2 separate regions of the Homo sapiens genome follow, and region 2 is linked to region 1. Evidence: chromatin loops called from intact Hi-C (ENCODE). Cell type or tissue: PC-9. All regions are shown on one strand. Links, peaks and the distances in the headings refer to the core of each region. The heading gives the core; the rest is flanking DNA. Region 1 has its middle 15 kb from the start of RHBDD2. Region 2 overlaps POR (cytochrome p450 oxidoreductase).

Evidence for each region. A loop is a pair of places that touch in the nucleus more often than their neighbours do. Peaks named below come from ENCODE experiments on the same cell type or tissue, not always from the same donor. Only the 100,000 strongest peaks of a DNase experiment are listed, where the experiment ranks them.
Region 2: it touches region 1 in a loop (2.2-fold over the local background); 3 of 110 quality-filtered maps call a loop at or near these places.

What each region holds. Positions count from the first base shown.
Region 1 is chr7:75,891,389-75,895,772 of GRCh38, forward strand. No RefSeq gene overlaps it. Among named protein-coding and RNA genes, the nearest start is that of RHBDD2, 15 kb to the left of the region's middle. In PC-9, for the core only: no CTCF peak of the experiment used is centred there; a DNase peak (open chromatin) is centred at 1,773; H3K27ac peaks cover 2,646 bases.
Region 2 is chr7:75,955,019-75,959,402 of GRCh38, forward strand. The region is part of intron 2 of POR (cytochrome p450 oxidoreductase); the gene reads left to right. Among named protein-coding and RNA genes, the nearest start is that of SNORA14A, 13 kb to the left of the region's middle. RefSeq lists a silencer at 3,813-4,107. In PC-9, for the core only: no CTCF peak of the experiment used is centred there; DNase peaks (open chromatin) are centred at 1,333, 2,163, 2,533 and 3,993; H3K4me3 peaks cover 1,692 bases; H3K27ac peaks cover 3,674 bases.

The DNA.
Region 1 (4,384 bases), core at 94-4,093:
TGCAGGTAATTACAAGGCAAGATAAAGGCTGTGGGAGCCGTGGGTTGAGCTATGTCATTCCTTCACACGCCCATCTGTTTACTGAATCATTCTTTCATTTAAAGAACATGCCGGGCACAGTGGCTCACGCCTGTAATCCCACACTTTGGGAGGCTGAGGCGGGCAGATCACTTGAGGTCAGGAGTTCAAGACCAGTCTGGTCAACATAGTGAAAAACCATCTCTACTAAAAAAAAAAAAAAAAAAAATTAGCCGGGCGTGGTGGCGGGCGCCTCTAGTCCCAGCTACCCGCGAGGCTGAGGCGGGAGAATCACTCGAATCCAGGAGGTGGAGGTTGCAGTGAGCTGAGATCGCACCACTGCACTCCAGCCTGGGCAACAGAGTGAGACTCTGTCACAGAAAAAAAAAAAAAGAGCAGCAACTGTAAATCCAGTGGTCAAGGATGGCCTCCCTGGGAAGGTGACATTTCTGCTGAGACCTGAAGGAATCCAAGAAGAGAAGCAGGTGAAGAGCTTCCAGGTGGACAGGGAGAACAGAGAGCCAGGAGGGAATGGGCCAAGCACGCCCACCCAACATGACAAAGTGGCTGCAGGAGCATGGCACGGGTGATGCAAACAGCAGGTGCTCAATAAATGTTTGTTGCCCTGGACATCTGCACAAGGACAGCGTGGGCTTGGGAGGCCCCACCCATGCTTATTGCTTGGTGCTCTGCGTCCTGATGACCTGTCTGCCTGGCCTAATGGGGAACTCACAGCCAAAGGCCACAGATCCCAGGAGCCTGAGTCCTGGTCACCCCCTCCCTCACCCTTTCACGCATTCATTCATTCGCTCACTCATTCATTCTCTCATCAAATAATTACTGAGCATGTACTACATTCTGGCCTTATCCCAGGGGCTGGGGACACAGAGGTGACTAAGACCTGGTCCCAGCACAGTCTCTAAGGGAGACAGAAACCCACGGTAATGCCAGGAGGTACCAGTTCTGGGAGAAGCAGCCAGTCCTGTAGGACCCAGGCAAGGTCTCTGCTGGCCTCAAGGGCTGGCCAGACCTATGGAACGTAGAAAAAGATGTTCCAGGCTGGGCGTGGTGGCTCACGACTGTAACCCCAGCACTTTGGGAGGCCAGGGCTGCTGGATCACGAGGTCAGGCGTTCCAGACCAGCCTGGCCAACATGGCGAAACCCCATCTCTGCTCAAAATACAAAAATTAGCTGGGTGTGCTGGTGCACACCTGTAATCCCAGCTACTCAGGAGGCTGAGGCAGGATAATTGCTTGAACACGAGAGGTTACAGTGAGCCGAGATTGTGCAACTGCAGTCCAGCCTGGGTGACAGAGAAATACTGTCTCAGAAAAAAAAGAAAGAAAAAGAAAAGAAAAAGACGTTCCAGGGGAAGAGGGCGGTGTGCACCAAAAACAGCTGTGTCCCGCCTGTTAGGACAAGAAAGTGGAGTGTGGGAGATTACACAGGGCTGGCTCAGAGGACGTGGAGAGGCCACCCAGGCCGGGGTGGGAAGGGCTTGGAAGGCCAGCCTGAGGGTTTCAACTTGACGCTGTGGGTGGTAGTGACCACGATAAGGTTTCTCTGATCATTTTACTGTGCACAGAACTGGGGCCAGGGAGTCTGAGCCCAGTGCCTGAGCCCCAGGCCTCACCCCGGGGGACTGGCTCTTTCACGTGGCTGGCATCTCGGCGGAAAGGTGAGCTGCACTTTCTCAGTGCCATGTGACAGGCCCACTCCTCCTCTCTATGCCTGGCCAGGGCGCATTCCTGCGGTTGGCAGGAAAGGCAATTTAAAACCCTTGAGGCTCCTGTGAGTCCTTTGTTGCTCCCAGGTGTGGTCCATATTTTGTTCACTCACAGGGCTCCAGGTGCACAGAAAGGTTACCTACCGGTAGAGGTTGGGGAGGACAGAGCCAGACTCCCCACTGAAAGGAGGGAGCCCAGATGTCCCACGACCTGAGTGCCCCACACTCTTCCCCTCTCTGCCCTCTCGAGGAAGCCAGCAAAGAGAAGGAGGTTTGCTTTCTCACTGCAACCTCCGCCTCCCAGGTTCAAGCAATCCTCGTGCCTCAGCCACCCGAGTAGCTGGGATTACAGTCATGCGCCACCATGCCTGGCTAATTTAGGCCAGGTGTGGTGGCTCACGCCTGTTATCCCAGCACTTTGGGAGGCCCAGTTCGGTGGGTCACTTGAGATCAGGAGTTGGAGACCTGCACCTGGCCAAGATGGCGAAACCCCGTCTTTACCAAACAATACAAAAGAAATTAGCCAGGTGTAGTGGCAGGCGCCTACAGTCCCAGCTACTTGGGAGGCTGAGGTGGGAGAATCACTTGAACCTGGGAAGCAGAGGTTGCAGTGAGCCAAGATCGTGACACTGTACTCCAGCCTGGGTGACAGAGCGAGACTCTCTCAAACACAAAAGGTAGGGGAGAAGGTCCTGGGGAAAGGCCCAGAGGTCCAGGACAGGACAGGGAGAGCTGGAAAGATGAGCTAGGAAGATGGGTGGGTGAAGCTCCCTCTGCAGACAAACCTTGACATGGGAAGTGTATGTGAGTGTGTGTATGTGTGTGCATACGCATGCATGCCTTTGCACACTATGGTCTTTGGGCCTGAGCAAAGGGGCCCCTGCCTGGTTCCTGTGCTTCTCAGGGCCATGCTAGCCTGAAACCCATGCTCCTGGCTTCTGGAGCACGCCCTGGGATCCTGGAATTCTCTGCTCTTAGGGCCCCCTGCCTGGCTCTAGGGGTGTTGTGGACCTCAACCCGAGTCCATCCTCCTGAGGACAAATCCCCCAGCAGTGTGCCCATCCCAGGCCCAGGGGCTGCTGTTGGCAGAGGGTGTGTCCCAAGTGTGAGTGTGTGGGCCAGGACATCTAAGGGGGGAGGGTGCAGGAGGCCCCAAATGGTGCAGACTGAGCAGCGGTGGGAAGAGAAAGGCAGCCAGTGGCCCATGGGGCCGGGGAGTGGGGACAAGTGACACCACATCCCCAAGCGTGGAACTCTGAGGACTAGGAATGTGAACTCGGCCTTATGGTTTCTCATGAAATTATTATTATTATTATTATTATTATTATTATTATTATTATTATTTCGAGACAGAGTCTCGCTCTGTTGCCCAGGCTGGAGTGCAGTGGTACGATCTCGGCTCACTGCAACCTCCACCTCCTGGGTTCAAGCGACTCTCCTGCCTCAGCATCCTGAGCAGCTGGGACTACAGGCACCTGCCACCATGGCCGGCTAAATTTTGTTTGTTTTTTTGTTTGTTTTTGTTTTTTGTTTTTTTGTGACGGAGGCTCGCTCTGTCGCCCAGGCTGGAGTGCAATGGCATGATCTCAGCTCACTGCAACCTCTGCCTCCTGAGTTCAAGCCTCCAAAGTAGCGGGGATTACAGGCGTGCGCCACCACGCCCGGCTAATTTTTGTATTTTTAGTAGAGGCAGAGTTTCACCATATTGACCAGGCTGGTCTTGAACTCCTGATCTCGTGATCTGCCCGCCTCAGCTTCCCAAAGTGCTGGGATTACAAGCGTGAGCCACTGCGCCTGGCCTAATTTTTGTATTTTTAGTATAGATGGGGTTTCACCATGTTGGCCAGGTTGGTCTTGAACTCCTGACCTCAAGCGATCTGCCCACCTCAGCCTCCCAAAGTGCTGGGATTACAGAAGTGAGCCACCATGCCCAGCCTTGTCATGAAATTATAGTTGTCTGTTTAACAATTTGTTACAGGCTGGGCACGGTGGCCGATGCCTGTAATCCCCGCAGTTTGTGAGGTGGAGGTGGGAAAATCTCTTGAGACCAGGAGTTTGAGAACAGCCTGCACGACATTGTGAGACCCCCAACTCTACAAAAAAAAAAAAAATTATGTGAGATGGAGGTCTCCCTTTGTCACCCAGGCTGGAATGACAGTGGCACAAACATGGCTCCCCACAGCCCAGAATTCCCAGGCTCAAGCGATCCTCTCACCTCACCTGAGCCCCCCAAGTTGCTGAAACTTCAGGTGCACACCACCACACCTGGCTAATTTTTGTAGAGGTTGGGTCTTTCTATATGACCCAGGCTGGTCTTGAACTCCTGGGCTCAAGCAATCCTCCCGCCTAGGCCTCCCAAAGTGTTGGCGTTACAGGCATGAGCCACCGCGCCCAGCCAAAAAAAAATTTTTTTTTTTTTTTTTTTTTGAGTAGTCTTGCTCTGTCGCCCAGGCTGGAGTGCAGTGACATGGTATCAACTTACTCAACCTCCACCTCTGGGTTCAAGTGATTCTCCTGCCTCAGCCTCCTAACTAGCTGGAATTACAGGTGCACACCACCACGCCCGGCTAATTTTTTTTTTTTTTTTTGCGTTTTTAGTAGAGATGGGGTTTCACAATGTTTGCCATGCTGATCTCAAA
Region 2 (4,384 bases), core at 77-4,076, 64 kb after region 1:
TTTTTTATAGAGACAGGGATTTGCCATGTCCCGGGCTGGTCTCGAACACCTGGACTCAAGCAATCCGCACACCTTGGTCTCCCAGAGTGTCGGGATTACAGGCGTGAGCCACTGTACCCAGCCTAGAATTGGCATTTTAAAGTCTTTTTAAGGCTGTAGCCACCTGGAAGGCTATGTGCTAATGAGCACAAAATCTTTGGACAGGCCTTATTTTGTTGCTCTTTTAAACTTTTCATGAAGCTTCCTTTTAAGAATAAGTGAAAAAGATGGATTAGTTAAAAGAAAAACGTTAAGGAAATAATAGTATAGATGGTATGTAGACAGAAAAAAATGATACCGAAGGTCTGCCTAAGTGACTGCATCCCTGTCTCTCCAAGATTGATTTCCATAAGCCACACGGAAAAGTCATTCTCCAGATTTTAGGGTCCTGCGGCCAGAATTACTTCCTGCGGTTACGCTTGGCTGTGTTTAACACCAGTCTCAGACTCCAGGGGCCCGCAGCCAGGTTTGAGTGGGGACCTGCCAGGTCAGGTCTGAGCCGAGGGAACTCCAGGGGCACGGGCCTGCTGCCTTCAGGGACTCCCTGGATTTGGCAAGGGGCAGGTCTCAGGGGCAGGATTGGGAGCCATTCTCAGACCAGAACCCCTTTCATTCTGTCTGTCTTCAGGGGACCCAGTCCCAGCTGCAGCCTTAGCTTGCACCCCAGGGCCACCCTGGGCTGGTGCTGACACCAGTGGGGGCCATCTGTCATGTCAGTTCCAGTCCAAGGCTGTGGCTGTCTTGGCAGGAACAAGCCACACAGAAAAGTCATTCTCCAAGGCTGGGCATGGTGAAGCATGCCGCTCACATCAAATCCCGATTCCCTATTCCAATCTGGGTATCAGCCTTCCCCGCCAGAACACTTACAGCCTTCACACCGTAAAGCAGATATTCACACAACACAGTTCTTATACCATGGACAGGGAATTAGTTTTACATTTTTAAAAACTGGGTTCAGGGCCAGGCACAGCGGCTCACGTCTGTAATTCCACCACTTTGGGAGGCCGAGGCGGGAGAAATCACTTGAGGTCAGGAGTTCGAGACCAGCCTGGCCAACATGGCGAAACCCCGTCTCTACCGAAAATACAAAAACTAGCTGGGCGTGGTGGTGCATGCCTGTAATTTCAGCTACTAGGGAAGCTGAGGCAGAAGAATCGCTTGAACCCAGGAGGCAGAGGTTGCAGTGAGCCAAGAATGCGCCACTGCATTCCAGCCTGGGAGACAGAGTCCGTCTCAAAAACAAAACAAAACAAAACAAAACTGGGTTCAATCTTATCTCCATCATTGACTCACTGAGCAAACATTTCCTGAGGCCCTACCTACAGTGTCCCAGACACTATGCTAAGGTGTGTGGCTGCAGCAGTGAAGAAAATAGATGAATGCTGTCTTCATCAAGCTTACGCTCTAGTGGTGAGTGAACCCTGGGCGAGACCTTAACCTCATTCTGCCTCAGTTTCCTCACCTGCTAAATGGAGGCAGTATTCCCAATCTTGTGGGGCTTTTGTCTTAAATGAGGAAGAGTCTATAAACTCACCTAGCACTGCCCCTGAGGGATAGGAGCTGTGTAGTGTTTGCGTTGATCGTATTTCGTGCCAGGCACTATGACGGGCACGATCAGGACCACAGAGCCAGCATTTATGTTAAGCTGGAAAATGAGGGTGTTGCAACATAGTTTTTTTTTTTTTGAGACAGACTTTTGCTCTTGTCACTCAGGCTGGAGTGCAGTGGTGCAATCTCGGCTCACTGCAACCTCCGCCTCCCGGGTTCAGGCGATTCTCGTGCCTCAGTCTCCCGAGTGCCTGGGACTACAGGCACATGCTACCACGCCTGGCTAATTTTTGTATTTTTAGTAGAGACGGGGTTTCACCATGTTGGCCAGGCTGGTCTCAAACTCCCGACCTCAGGTGAGCTGCCTGCCTCTGCCTCCCATAGTGCTGGGATTATAGGCGTGAGCCACCACACCCGGCCACAGCGTACTTTTTAGAAATGCTTTGTGAACTGCTTTAACCTACATTGTCTAATCAGGGCCTCCTTGCAACAGCGCCGTGCGTTAGGTAGCGTGGGTTGCCTCATTTCTGCTCTCAGAGAGGTTATGGGATGTGCCCAGGGCACAGGCTGGAGAGACAGGCTCCGCCAGCTCTAAGAGAGAAGGAATTGGTGTGGGGATCAGACCAAGTCCTGCAGGAGGGGTGTTGGGCAGGTTCTTAAAGGTAGAGCCACACCCTGAAGCTGAAAGGACTTTAGAGCAGAGGGCCCGATATAGGAAGGGCAGATCAGCTGGAATCCAGCCCATCCTGTCCAGGGCTGGTACACGGGGCATTGCTGGTGTGGAATAGTACTTTTGATAAAAAAGCGTAGTAGTACTCAAGATAAAGAGACCAGGGTCCAGGACCCAGCTCCTGAACTGGCCCTTGTTCCCTCATCTGTAAAATGGAAGTTCCGCCCCACCGCCGTGAGTGAGGACGTGGGTTGGCCCTGGGAGCCTGCGGAGCTTGCCACCAAGGGAGGCAGCATTCCTCTCATAGCTCATCTGTTCTCGCTGTCACCTCCCTGGCCTTACAAGAGGAAGTTGACATAAAACCTGTAGACTGTGGGAGCTGTAGGGTCCCAAAGCACTTGTATTTTTTTGTTGATTCTCACTGTTCCTCTTTGCCAGGATGCTGAAATTCTGTTCCCTCCACCTAATCATGATCTTCTAACCTTATGTGTGTGGAGATATGCAGTTTCCAGAGTCTTGTCTCTTCCCTCATTAAATCACACTGGATGCCTGCTGCAGCCAGGGCTTTTACCTGTACGCTGTACAAGACAAATATTTCTAGTACCATGGCTACATTCTGGACCCTGAAGTTGGGTGCTCAAGGTTGAGTACTGACTCTCCCACATTAGCCATCTGACATCAGCCAGGTGACTTGATCTTTCCAAGTCTGTGTCCCCAACTGTAAGCTGGAGGTAGTAGTAGTACTTACCTCATAAGGCTGTGAAAACTGAGTTAATCCATCATAGAGCTCTTTGCTCAGTTCCTGGTGCATAGTAGGCTCTCAGGTGTTATGGATTGTTACTATTTATTTATTTATTTTGAGGCAGGGTCTCACTCTGTCGTTCAGGCTGGAATACGCTGGCACGATCTCGGCTCACTGCAACCTCCGCCTCCCAGGCTCAAGAGATCCTCCCACTTTGGCCTCCCAAGTAGCTGGGACTACAGGCGTGCACCACCACCCTTGGCTAATTTTTATATTTTTTGTACAAATGGACATCTAACAATGTTGCCCAGGCTGGTCTGAAACTCCTGGGCTCAAGCAGTCTGCCTGCCTCGGCCTCCCAAAGTGCTGGGATTACAGGCGTGAGCCACCATGCCTGGAGTGTGTTATTATTTTTATCCTTTTTATTAATACCATCTCCAGTCTTACAAGAGCCCTTCCACGAAGACATGAGCAGCCCATTTTGCGGATGAAGAAACCGAGGTGCCAGGGATTGCAGAGTTTGCCCAAGGCCACCTAACTTCTAAATAGCAGCAGAGTTGGCTTTTGAATGAAGTCTGCAAGCTCCACAAGCCATGTTTTCTCTACTTTGCCATGCTGCTCCTAATTTAGTGTTAATAGGCCTCCTACGATAGTGTTAGTCTCCTAAGATAGTGTTAATAGGCCTGGCATGGTGGCTCACGCCTGTAATCCCAGTGCTTAGGGAGGCTGAGGCACAAAGATTGCTTGAGCCAGGAGTTCAAGACCAGCCTGAGCAACATAGGGAGACCCCCACCCCCCCGCCATCTCTACAATAAACAAAAAAGAGTGGTGTTAATTTGTTAATTTACCGACAAGGAGAGTATTCCTTATCTGAAGTGCTTGCCAGAAGTGTTTCAGATCTTGGACTTTGGAATGTTTGCATTATACTCACCAGATGAGCATTTCTTATCTGAAAATCTGAAATGCTCCAATGATTCTTCCCTTTGAGGATCATGTTGACGCTCAAAAAGTTTCAGATTTCAGATTTTAGATTAGGGACATTCAGCCTGTAGATGTTATTTTACAGAGCAGGAAGTTGGGTGTAGTGGTTCACACTTGTGATCCCAGCTCTTTGGGAGGCCAAGGCAGGAGGATTGCTTAAGCCCAGGAGTTGGAGACCAGCCTGGGCAACGTAGCAAGGCCCTGTCTCTATAAAAAATAGGAGAAAACTGAGGCTCAGAAAGGTCACCTAGCTGATACAACCAGGCCTCAAGCCTAGATCTCCTATTCTAAATCCCACATCAGTGTCCCTGGCTACCGGTATTTCAGTGAGCACAGGTGATTTCTGTTATAGCCACAGAGCAGTAGGGAGTAATAGGGCTTAGTGTGAGGAAGGTATGTGGCCC